Linked DNA regions of Mus musculus: region 1 is linked to region 2. The links are chromatin contacts, found by Hi-C or POLR2A ChIA-PET in ENCODE. All regions are on one chromosome and are shown on one strand. Each heading gives the region's core, a stretch centred on a gene start or an enhancer-like site at or near the end of the contact. The rest is flanking DNA. Distances are from core to core; before and after follow the strand shown. Region 1 has its middle 34 kb from the start of Ppm1d. Region 2 holds the start of Appbp2 (amyloid beta precursor protein (cytoplasmic tail) binding protein 2).

Region 1 (6,241 bases), core at 1,509-4,008, 42 kb before region 2:
GTCAGCACACACTCTCACAGGCGCCCAAAGAGGCTAAATAGTTCCTTGAAGGGATGCTTCTAGGCTTTACTCCTGGAGAGGGGTTGGGGATTCCAGATCAGTCAAGTTGCTAATTAACACTAGCCACCCTGCCAGGTTGATCTTTAAGCCATGTGCAGCTATTCGAGTGGAGTCTAACATATGTACGCCTTGTAGAACCAGCCCAGAAAACTTCTGCTTGGATTCTGTTGACCAGCTCTTAATCACATGACCATATCTAATTTACAGAAAGCTAAGAAATTAATTCATTTGTCCAAGTGGGCCATATGCTCAGATTAAGACCTTTGTTGCTCTCTGAAAAGGCTGGCAATGTATGCTAAACCTCTCAGATGGTATAAACAAAATGGAACCTGTTATTCTGATTCCTGAGTGTCCCATGGAACTTAGGGGTCAGGAAGCCAACCATGCTCAATGAGAACCTTGACAGGACTGGTCAGGGACTAAGGAAGTTACTCTCCTCGTCTTTTTAGGCGCATGGAAAGTCTCAACTATGCCATCCTTGGCAGACTAGGTTTTGCTTGCCCGTTGGCTCACATCCATCCACTCAGCAAGTATTTACTGAACACCTCCTGTGGGCTAGGACTTTTCCAGGCACTGGGAGGAGAGAGGGAGGGAATCAGACAAAAATTACATGTCTGAGTCCCTGGAGCCTTCCGGTCCTTTCAATTCCAAAGACTTGTCCCATCTGAATTTCCTATTTCTGCTTCTCAATCTAGCTCCTCAATAGGAGAGTCTGGTGCTACAACCAGCTACAAGGTTTAGGTTGGGGTTATTCCAGCTCCTGACCTAGAAACAGCTCCAGGGCCCACTGTGCCGCAGGTGACGGAAAGGTTGCTGTACCCCAGCAAAATAGTCTCTTCTTCTGTGCTCCAGGGACCCCTCAGCTGTGCAGAGATGTTGGTAAGATATCAGGTGGACTCAGAGAGCTGGGTTATCCTGACAGTGGTGACAGTCCTGGCCCCCATGCTGAATTTGGAGAAGGAAAGAGTTAAAGCCAGCATCCTCTGGGGAAACTAAGGCAGAGAGCCAAGGAGTGTGAGTGCAACATCCCTCTGAAAAGAGGGACACAAAAGAACACAAGGCACCCAGAGACAGGGAGACAAGTCAGGAAGCTGGATTAGTGAAGATGGAATCTAGAGGAAGCCCAGCAGTGGGGCTGGTAGGGCCATCGATCCAGTGACACTATCAGAATGCGTCTTTCTTCATCCAGTGTCAAGTGTCACCTATAGCACCAACACTAGGTGCCTCTCCAGGTAGGGTGAGAGAAACAGCCCCTCAGCTTGCTCACTTGCTATCTATCTATCTATCTATCTATCTATCTATCTATCTATCTTCTGTCCCTGTCTCTCTTTCCTTCCTTTCTCCTTTCTTTCTTCGGTTTTTTTGAGGCCCTGGCTATCCTAGAACTCTCTCTCTCTCTGTAGAGCAAGATGGCCTCGAACTCACAGACATCCACCTGCCTCTGCCTCTGCCTCCCAAGTGCTGGAATTAAAGGCATGAACCACCACCTCCTGCCCCACCCCCAGCTCTTTCTAAAGTAAAGAACTTTCTTAGAAACCCTTACCAAGCCCGTGTGTCTGCAAGCTAGTCAAATGGATTCTTTCTGTTTTTCTGCAGTATTGGAAAGAGAATCCCGGACCTCACATGTGGACAGCAAGGGCTCTGTCTCTAAGCTACATTCTCAAGCCACATCTTTTGTTTGTTTGCTTCTCTCTCTCTCTCTCTCTCTCTCTCTCTCTCTCTCTCTCTCTCTCTTGACCTGGATGTCCTCACACTCAGAGATTCACCTACCTAGTGGTGGAATCAAGGGCGTGCACCACCACTGCCTGGCTTCAACCCACATCTTAAAGCCAACAGTTCTCAACTACAGGCAGTGTTTTCCCCAAAGGGACAATTAGCAACATCTAGAGACAGCACTGGCTGTCAAAATTGGGAGAAACAGCTACTGACTGGCATCTAGTGGGTAGATGCTGGAGTTACTGCTAAACATGGTTGAGTGCAGGGGCAATCTCCCACAGTGGAGAGAGGATGGATACTGAGGCTAGAAAATGGATTTTGATAGTAAACCTTCTCTCTGTTGTGGCCTCCCACAGGATAAGACCCTGGGTGAAACCAGAAGTTGGTCATGAGTGTCTAGAAAGGCAGAAAAAAATGTCCTTCTCAAAGCCAGAGGAAGATTCTCAGAAGCACACATGATTGAGAGTGTGGAGTGATACAAAGAGAACTCATCATCTGAAATCACCCATTCTGGGGCTGTGGCTCAGCGGTAGAGGACTTATCTAGCATGCACTAAGGCCCTGGGTTCAGCTCCCCACAGCACTGCAGAAGGCAGCAATATCATCCAGTGAATGCATCCAAAAGGGATACAACTTATCTTTTACCCAGGATGTTCCAGGAGAGCAGCGCTGATGAATCATAGATGAGGAAGTGAGGTCTGTGGTAAGTGACAAGGAACAGGCTGTGATTCCAACACAGGCATGTCCTGTGGGACCCGTGTCTGTGAACAGGAGAAGGGCAGTAAAGGGCTGTTCTAGGAGAGCAGTGCGGATGAATCATAGGTGAGGAAGTGAGGTCTGTGGTAAGTGACAAGGAACAGGCTGTGATTCCAACACGGGTAGGTCCTGTGGGACCCATGTCTGTGAACAGGAGGGCAGTAAAGGGCGACCAGAACAGAGACTGTTCTTAATTATGTGCATGTGTGCACTTGTGTGCTGGTATGTGAAGGTGAGTGTGCGTGCACATGTTCTCGGAGCCCAGACAAAAGTGGCAGATCACCCTGGAGTCGGAGTCGGACTTAGAGCCATTTGTGAGCTACCCAATGTGGTTACAGGGAACCCATTTGGGTCCCACGAGTCCTCTTAATCCCTGAGCTGTCTCTCCAGCCCAGCGGCCATCTTTTAAAATTGCTGAAATACACAGAAGATGGAGAACAATAAAAAAACAGAGAAGGAAAGTATGGGGTGGACCCCGAGAAAAGCCTTTTATATAAAATGCTATAAAGCATCTGGGAACCTTGACCCCATCAAGGACTCCCCCTGGGTGCAGATTCTGACTCATTAGGTCTTGAGGAAGAGTACCCAAGACCTGCTGTGTCTTTCCACTTGAAAGGGAGCCTTGTGGTGCTTCGCTCAAACTCACTGCACTCCCGTGATCTTGCTTTAACTCACCTCCCAGCTGGAGCCTTCAGGAATGCAGCACCATTCTCACCACCATAACTACATTCCTGTCTGTATGTTATCTGATACAAGAGTTTGCTGTGGAGCTTAGGCCTTGAGCTCACAATGCCCCTGTCTCAGCCTCCTGAGTACTGAGATTGTAGGTATGCACCACAGTATCTGGCTCACAGTCTTTGTTGCTTTGTTTGGGAGGCAGGGTCTCCTACAGCCCAGGCTGGTCTCAAACTGTCTTTAAACTTACTGCGGAGCCAAGGCCAGCCTTGAAATCATGGTAGTTTTCCTTCTAAGTGGTAGAAGTATTCCAATGAGCCTCCACCATGCCAGCTGTGTCTATGCTATGTGTATGTTATTACCCTCCTCCTCCCCCCTCCCCCTGCCCCTCCTCCTCTTCTTCCTCCCTCCTCCCTCTTCTTTTTTCCTGGTAGGGACTGCCCTTGGAGCCTTATACATGCTATGCAAGGCCCCAACCATTCGTCTATATCTCCAGTCCTGTATTTTTTCTATCTGTCTCAGAATCGCAGACCACTTGTAGCCTCATTATTTGTGTCTGTCTGGAAGAACAAAGCTACAGTGAGTCAACAAACAGCATCCCAGAAGGCCTAGCAGCTGCAGGTTATGTTTTTATTTTTTTAATTTTACTTTTTGTGCCTACGAGTTAAGAACAGTTTTTGTATCTTTAACATATTACATTTTAAAACACGTGGATAGCTACACAGGAACCCTGTTTGTGCCTGTTGACCCACAAAACCTAAGCTATTCACCTATTTTTCCTTATAAAAATTACGTTTCCATTTCCTGATTAGATTGGTACGATAACTATAAACACTCTGGGTTTGTTTTCCAGGGCCTCTCACGCTGACCTGAATGCGGACGGAGTCTTTCATTACATAGCCTGTAATAACCAGTTCACCAATTCACCGTCCTACACAGAGTTCAAAGGAAACCAGAGGCATGGGTCACCACCTCTGGAAGTTTGCCAGTGTGGTCTTCTTCTGATTGTTTGTTCAAATCGCTGGTCTATTTGGGGGGAGTGGAGAGACTCACACACCTGCAATCCCAGCACTTAGGTAGTAGAGACAGAAAGAGTACATGAGTTCAACTCCAGTTCTGGGACTGCCAGAGCTACCGAAGAACTTGGGGGTTTTTGGGGGGGGGGCGTGGGAGGGAGGTGAGACAGGGTTTCTCTGTATAGCCCTGGCTGTCCTAGAACTCACTTTGTAGACCAGGCTGGCCTTGAATTCAGAAATCCGCCTGCCTCTGCCTCCCAAGTGCTGGGATCTCATTACAGATGGTTGTGAGCCACCATGTGGTTGCTGGGATTTGAACTCAGGACCTCCAGAAGAGCAGTCAGTGCTCTTACCTGTTGAGCCATCCCTCTAGCCTGGAGAACTTGTTTTGATAAATAAATGAATAAAGAAATGCCAATGTGGCTCAGCAGGTAAAGCTCTTGCCAAAGCTCTTGGTGGGGGAAGGATATGCGTTCAGATTCTAGAACGCACAGACAGCCAACCCCAGTGAGTGCATTCCTAAGTCCAGCATGTAAGGCAGAGTGGAGGATTCCTGGAGGCTTGTGGGCCTGCCAGCTTTGGAAGCAAGGACCAACACCTAGGGCCTCTGACATCATAGATTGCTGTGCATTTATGCATGAACACACATATACATGTCTTTGTTAAAACAAGGCTAAATTGTTGTGATAGTGTGCATACATTTTCTTGTTTGGATTTTCTGCTCTGTGCTTCAGCATTGTGAGCATACATGAATCATTACTGGTGTTGTAAGCCGAGTTGCGGGAAACTATTCTTGAGATAAGGAGTCTTCTCAGAGTGTTGCAATGAGCTACCGGCTCTAATGAGATGTTTCATCAGGGAAGGACTTTACCATAAATATTTCTGCTTTTGTGGCCTCCATGTCTTCTGTCCTCAACTCCGTAATTATTTACCTTCAGGAACTATCAGTTGCAGCATCAAGAGAGATCATGGGGGCGGGAGAGATGGCTTAGTGGTTAAGAGCACTGGCTGCTCTTCAGAGGACTCGGGTTCAATTCCCAGTACTCACATGGTGGCTCACAACCATCTTAACTTCAGTTCCAGCTCATCCGATGCCTTTTTCTGACTTTTGGGGGCACCAGGCACATACAAGGTGCACACACACCTACATGCAGGCAAACATTCATCATACCCATAAAATAAATCAAAGAGAAGCATTTTAATTTAAGAGAAATCCCAGGGACTGGAGAAATAGCTCAGCAGTTAGGATCACAGCCTACTCCTCTAGAGGAGCCAGGTTCAATTCCCAGCACCCACATAATGGATCATTACTGTCATAACTGTCTATGATTCCTGTCCCAGGGTATCTATGGCACTAGGCATGTGCATGGTGTACATATATATGCATGCAGGCAAAATATCCACACACATAAAATGTATCTTTTAAAAAACAGGGAGGGGGTGAGAGAGAGATGGAGAGGGAGGGGGGGGAGAGAAAGAGGAGATAAAATGGCCATGCACCCCCTCAAATAATAGCTGCTTCTTCTTCTTCTTCTTCTTCTTCTTCTTCTTCTTCTTCTTCTTCTTCTTCTTCTTCTTCTTCTTCTTCTTTTTCTGGAAGAGCTTGCTCCTGTGATTGGTGCACGTTGGCAGGACATGTGCCAGGGTTTCCTGCACTCAGTTCTCAAGAAAGCACACCCCACTCTTAGGAACAGGTATAGAGTTTCGTGGTATTAGTGAGAGGCTGTGAGAACTACATTGTTGGGCGACTCTGTCATGTGAACGTCGGGAGTGGAACTGTACAGACTCAGAAGGTACCTGTCAGTCCTGGGTGATTCAGCCTCTCGACACAATCCACAGATGAGGCGTAACCCGAGAGATGAGGCAGCTCTTGGTTTCCTGTGGCGTACTAGTCCATGATAAACATTTTTCTACAAGGGGAGTGCACCCTAAAATAAAGATGCTGATGAAAATAACCAAACTAACACTTGCCGAGTCTGTGTGGGGCTTGAGGTTTAATCTCCAGCCTGGGAAAATGTT
Region 2 (6,521 bases), core at 519-3,018:
TGCCTCTCTGTACTGGGACTAAAGGTGAGTGGCACCACAGCCCAGCAGGAACTATGTTCTTTATGATCTTAAAGGGGTAGGTAAAACTACGTCATGGCTCATACATCTTAAAAACTTTCAACAGAGCATGGCTGCAGGGGCCTGTAATCCTAGCTCTCAGTAGACTGAGACAAGATTCCCTGTTCCATGTCAGTTTGGACTCCAAAGCAAAGCTCCAGTTCTACTTCTAAAAAACAAACAAATAACACCCCCCCCCCCATCGTTCCCCAAAACAAAAACAACCAAACAACAGAAATTTGAGTTCACTGCTACCCACCAGCCTCCACCCCCACCCCCTGTCTTGGGAGATAGAGAATCAGTGCAAGTTTAAATCCAAAGCTAACAAGTTATTGTTCCAGGCCAGCCATGCCCATAAGTAGGACCCTGACTCAAAATCAATCATCAATCAATCAATCAAAGGGTGTTTTAGAGGTTTCTATGTTTTTTTTTTAAACTTGATAAATCTGTCAACCCTATTTTGAGGCTGACTACAGCTTTCCCAGGTTTGTCAATTATAGCCTAAGAAATCACAGGACTGAAGAAGTTTAAATGTGTGTATGGTTAATCAGTTTCACTGGATTTAAAGTGCATTTCTCCATTTGTTTGACATGCATTCTCAGACTACTAGAAGAATTTGGTAGGCAAGCCAAAACATTTAATAGATTCTTTTTTTTTTCAATGCAAAAATGGGGAAACGGGGCTTGAATGATTGCTCAGTAAAAAAATGCTGGCAACTACCTTTGATCCCAGCACTAGCGAGGCAGAGGCAGCAAGATCTCTGTGACTTGAGGCTAGCCTGGTCTACAGATAAAGTTCTAGGAGAGCCAGGGCATGTTAAACAAATTTTTCTTCTTTTAAAAAAAAAGAAAAAAGAAAATTGTCCCAGCACTCGGGAGGCAGAGGTAGGCAGATTTCTGAGTTCGAGGCCAGCCTGGTCTACAAAGTGAGTTCCAAGACAGCCAGGGCTATACAGAGAAACCCTGTCTCGAAAAACCAAAATTTAAAATAAAATAAAATTGGATAGGGGCTGGTGAGATGGCTCAGTTGATTAAGAGCACCGACTGCTCTTCCGGAGGTCATGAGTTCAAATCCCAGCAACTACATGGTGGCTCACAACCATCCCCAATGAAAAAGAATCTATGAGCTAGGGCTGAGCGAGTAGAGCAGGAGACAACAGGGCCAGAGCAAGAGGGACAGGCCTGGAACTCACACTGTAGACCAGGCTGGCCTGGAGCTCACAGAAATCCACCTGCCTCTGTCTCTGCAGTGCTGGGATAAAAGTGATGGGCCACCACATCCCTCAATATAGATTTTCTTTGTTTGAGACAGGGTCTCACTCCATAGACCTTGACCTCAGGAGATACCCCTGCCTCTGCCTCCCAAGCGATCCATTCCAAGTGCACCACCATGCCCCGTCCGTGCTGTGCACTTTTGTGAAAAAAAGATCAGTCCTAAAGTTCGTTGATCTAAAAGATCAATTCTTAAAGTTGAAGAGGGCTGTCGTCGAAAAACTCACTGAAACGAGACTGTGTTGGAGAGCCACAGCACGCTGGATAAAACACCACTCCAACTACCGCCCAGCTTCCCCGGTGTCTCGTCCTTTAGGAACAAGCACCCAGCGCCCCTCAGACGCTCCGCGCTCTTTCTCCGCAAGTTTTCCGCCTGCCGCATTCCTTCCCGGGCGCGTCGGCGCGTCGCGCGTTGACGTCATGACGCACACACGCAGCCCCGCCCATGCAGAGCTGAGAGCCTGGACGGAACTGGGCTCGCTCTCCTGTTGGGAATGTGAGGCTCTCGGTACGGTCGTGGTCTGCGTTCGTCCGGATCTTCCGTGGCCGCCGCTACCGCCGCTACCGCCAGCACCATCTGCCCTCAGGCCGCGCGCGCACGCAGAGGCCCGGCAGCCGGGTCCGAGAGGCGCGCGCACGCCCGCTCGCCCGCGTGGTCGCCGCCCCTCGGAAGCCTCCGGAGCCTCACACGGGTTCGCTACGGAGGGAGGCGGAGGCCTGCGGGAGGAGGCGGAGGAGGAGCGAGGGAAGATGGCGGCCGTGGAGCTCGAGTGGATCCCGGAGACGCTCTACAACACCGCCATCTCCGCTGTCGTGGACAACTACATCCGCTCGCGCCGCGACATCCGCTCCTTGCCGGAGAATATCCAGTTCGACGTTTACTACAAGGTACAGGCGATCTGTTCTATCGGACCCCGCCGCTGCTCCTGGGCCGCACCCCCTTCCACGTCCACGGCCCGGCCTGTAGCTCTCGAGGTAGCGTCGGCTGCGGTGGCCGCTTTCCGATACGCCGCCACCCCCGCGTCTGCCTCCCGGTCTGTGCGGCCCGGGGGGGTTCTTGTGTGAGAGCTATCCGCCATCCCCTTAGGGGCCCCAGGGTAGGCCTGCGGGAATGCCTGACCCAGCCGAGTCCCACCCGGTCCTCTAGTCGCTGGGGTATTTTCTGTCTTCTCTAGTGTTTGTATCAGCTGGACTTTTTTGTTCCGCTCCACCCCTAATTCTCCCTACTTTGTCATCTCGTCGATCCTCTTTACCCGAGTAACTGCTTTCTTTCTTTTTCTTTTTTTTTTCCCCTCCCTTCTCTAATCCGAGTTTCGTCCCTTTCCTTTCTTTCAATCCGAAATGATTTAGTTAGGGCTTAATGAAAATGGTCTGTGGGCTTCATTTGCATATCCTTGAAAGCTTTTTTGTGTGGTTTCTAGGTTTGTTTTGGTTTTTCGGTTTACACTTTGGGTTAAATTGGGAATTTTACTAATAGATTAGTAATAGACTGGATCTTTAGAAAGGACGCAGTGAAATTCCCTGAAAGCAAGAAGTAGAAATCTGAATTATACCAATGTGTATGAAAAGTGCGATTTTGCAGCATTCTTGCGTCGCTCCCTCTCAAAAATCTGCACAGAAAGTCCCAAGTTGCTCTCCAAGGAGTTTCAAGGGTAAGTGTTCATAGACGTGGACAATTTTTGCAGTGTTCTGAGAGGGAGGAGAACTTTATGGACTCGGAGCCTCCCTTTTCCTCTCCCCCACGTTTGAGTGTGAACACTGGCCTTATTCAGGGATCCTTGCTTTGAGTCAGCGAGAATTTCAGTTTCCAGTAGCCACTTTTGCAAAATATGACCAGTAGAGCTTTTATTTTTAGATCTTTAGTATTACTTGATTAGTTAGTTGTCTCCCAGCAGTGTAATTTGATATTTAGCAGATTTGTATATTCTTATCTTTGTTCGGTGTTTTAGGGCGTTTGTTTTATTAGAGAGATTGTCTGCTTTTTCCAGCTTGAGAACATTCTTTCAGAATTAGCAACTGACATACTGCAGTCTATAAACCCTGCTGCTGCTTTGCACCAACCCTTACTTAACAGGTAAACTCATTTCTCTCCTAAATACCTGGAGAAGATTCATCTTGACAGCATGTGTTAAAATTTTTCGATTTAGAAGGAAACCTCCCTCCATTCCAAATGGTTTTGATACATTGATTACTTGTGTGTGACTAATGTTAGTTTTATGCATTTAGGCTACATCGGTACCAAGGACAAATTAATTTGTTTTGCTCAACCTGGAAAACTGCTGCAGTATGTGCTATTTCTGTTGATTTTATTAAGTCATATGTATAGTGTACACCTTCTAGAGCAAGTCACTGGGAATCTAACCAGTAAAAATACCCTTACTCTCTGAATTCTGTCAAAATGCTTTTAGTATCTTTTAGTACCCTCCACTGAAATTAAAGCCTTTCCTTTGAAGATTATTGTTAGTGAGTATGCTTTGGCCTGTGTCCTGTCTCTGTGTAGGTCAGAGTTTTCATATTGCTTTTTTGGGAACATTTTATTTTTTAGTCAGATACTTGATGTGGACCTTGGTGCAGGGCTTGGAGCTGGGTTAAATACGGTCATCTGTTACATTTGTTTACGTCTTATAACTAAATTCACCTGTATAGTAGAGTATAACCCTGCAAAAACTTGTTTCCTTTTTTTTTAAAATAAGAATTACTTGTTTTATTTATGAGTACACACTGTATCTATCTTCAGACACACCGGAAGAGGGCATCAGATCCAATTACAGATGGTTGTGAGCCACCAGGTTGTTGCCGGGATTTGAATTCAGGACCTGGAAGAACAGTCAGTGTTCTTAACTGCTCAGCTATCTCTCTAGCCCTTCTTTGTCTTATTTATGCTTTTACTGTTCTGGAAGTTGAATCTAGGGTCTAGTTCATGCTACACAAGCAGTCTACTACACTACATCCCCAGATTTTTTTTTAAAGAGATGTATTTATTTATTTATTTTATGTATGTGAATACATTGTAGCTGAACAGATGGCTGTAAGCCTTCATGTGGTTGTTGAGAATTGAATTTTTAGGACCTCTGCCTGCTCCGGTTGTCTCCGCCATTCTGGTCAACTCTGCTCACTCAGTCCCTGCTTGCTCCGGCCCAAAGATTTATTATTATACATGAGTACACTGTAGCTGACTTCAGATGCACCAGAAGAGGGGGTCAGATCTCATTATGGGTGGTTGTGAGCCACCATGTGGTTGCTGGGATTTGAACTCAGGACCTTCGAAAGAGCAGTCAGTGCTCTTACCCGCTGAGCCATCTCACCAGCCCTTCTCTTAACTTTTTATGTATTTATTTTAAGACAGAATTTTTTTGGCGGGCCTGGAACTCTATGAAGACCAGACTGGTTTCTTGACTCAGAGATACACCTGCCTCTGCCTCCTGGTGCTGAGATTTAAGGGCCTTAGTGCCAGACAAATCTCCGTGAGTTGAGGCCAGCCTGGTCTATACATATGTGAGGAGTTCCAAGCTAGTCAGAACTATGCAGAGAGACCTTGTCTTAAAAAATTTATTTATTTAAAGATTTTATTTATTTTATGTATATGAGAACACTATAGCTGCCTTCAGACACAGCAGAAGAGGGCATCAGATCCCAGTACAGATGGTTGTGAGCCACCATGTGGTTGCTGGGACTTGAACTCAGGAACTTTGGAAGAGCAGTCAGTGCTCCTTTTTTTTTTTTTTTTTTTTGGTTTTTCGAGACAGGGTTTTTTTGTGTAGCCCTGGCTGTCCTGGAACTCACTTTGTAGACCAGGCTGGCCTCGAACTCAGAAATCCGCCTGCCTCTGCCTCCCGAGTGCTGGGATTAAAGGTGTGCGCCACCACGCCTGGTGAGAAGACTTTTCTAAGTGTGAAGCCAGAAGCCATATGACCCTGCTTCAAGTGAATGAGGTGGTCAGTGTCCTGAGGGACAACACTCAATGTTGTCCTCTGTGTCCCATGTGCCCAGTCAAAATACAACCTGAGAGAAAAAAAGAATATTAATTAATAGAAGCTACTACCATGCTTATGGAGTACAAACTGACATATCTTTGTTGTTTTTGGTTTTTTGAGACATGGTTTCATTGTATAGCCCTGGCTGTCCTGGAACTCAAAAACTCTGCCTGCCTCTGCCTCCTGAGTGCTGGGATTAAAGGCATGCACCACCACTGCCTGGCTGGCAACATATCTTTTTGGTTTTTCAAGGCAGGGTTTCTCTGCTGTCCTGGAACTCTGCAGACCAGGTTGGCCTTGAGCTCAGAAATCCGCCTGTCTCTGCTTCCCAAGTGCTGGGATTGAAGGCGTGTGCCACCACTACCCGGCTAACATATCATTTTTAATGTTTAAAGTTTATACTTGTGTGTGTTCCATGTATCCATATATACACCTGAGTATGGAGGCCAGACAGAGAACAACCTAGGGTATCATCCTCAAGATGACCACCCATTTCTTTGGACTCAGTGTCTCATTGGCTAGACTGGCTGACTACAGTGTCTCAGGGATCTTACTGTCTCCACCTTCAAGTGCTTTGATTATTCAGCAGAGTGCCTTACATGGATGCTAGGGTTTAACTCTGGTCCTCATGCTTACAAGCAAGCAAGCACTTTATTGATGAAGCTAACTCCCCTGCCTCCATTTCCTTCCTCCCTCTGCTCCCCTACCTACCTTTCCCTTCTCTTCCCAGCCTCTGATGCTGTTGATTCATAGTCTCTTGTAGCCAGTGCTGCCATAAAACTCATGAGCTTCTAGCCCAGTGGTTCTCAACCCGTGTGTTGAAATCCTTTTTTGATTTCATATCAGATATCCTATATATTATATTAGACAGTAGCAAAATAACAGTTATGAAGTAGCAACAACTTTATGGTTGGAGTCACTACAACATGAGGAACTGCATTAAAGGGTTGTAGCATTAGGAAGGTTGAGAACCGCTGATTTAGCCTCTTCCTCCTAAGTGGTAGGATTGTGATTGTGTGTACATACTACCATGTTTAGTTTAGTTTTGTTTTTTGGTTTTGGAGTTTTCTGTTTGTTGTTTTTTTTTTTTTCCCCGAGACAGGGTTTCTCTGTATAGCCCAGCTGTCCTGGAACTCACTCTGTAGATCAGGCTGACCTCGAACTCAGAAATCTGCCTGCCTCTGCCTCTCAAGTGCTGGCATCAAAGGCCTGCGCTACC

The links. A loop is a pair of places that touch in the nucleus more often than their neighbours do. ChIA-PET counts read pairs that join two places held with the same protein, here RNA polymerase II (POLR2A).
Region 1: POLR2A ChIA-PET joins it to region 2 with 29 read pairs in Patski. The contact joins the enhancer-like site here to the promoter of Appbp2 in region 2. A Hi-C loop is called at or near these places in 1 of 37 maps with a recorded cell type or tissue (mouse trophoblast stem cell). POLR2A ChIA-PET finds 5 or more read pairs at or near these places in 4 of 5 experiments (Patski and embryonic stem cell).

What each region holds. Positions count from the first base shown.
Region 1 is chr11:85,274,133-85,280,373 of GRCm38, reverse strand. No RefSeq gene overlaps it. Among named protein-coding and RNA genes, the nearest start is that of Ppm1d, 34 kb to the left of the region's middle. Within about 2 kb of position 2,758, at least 1 of the 3 ENCODE cell types and tissues checked has a DNase peak (open chromatin) inside an H3K27ac peak, as active enhancers do.
Region 2 is chr11:85,230,367-85,236,887 of GRCm38, reverse strand. It overlaps Appbp2 (amyloid beta precursor protein (cytoplasmic tail) binding protein 2), which reads left to right and starts at 1,768. Exons shown (of 13, transcript NM_025825.3): 1 at 1,768-2,216. The coding sequence starts at 2,079. It overlaps Appbp2os (amyloid beta precursor protein (cytoplasmic tail) binding protein 2, opposite strand), which reads right to left and starts at 1,722. Exons shown (of 4, transcript NR_028329.1): 1 at 1,556-1,722. Gm38935 (a long non-coding RNA gene) reads right to left here. Exons shown (of 4, transcript XR_003949582.1): 4 at 4,166-5,330.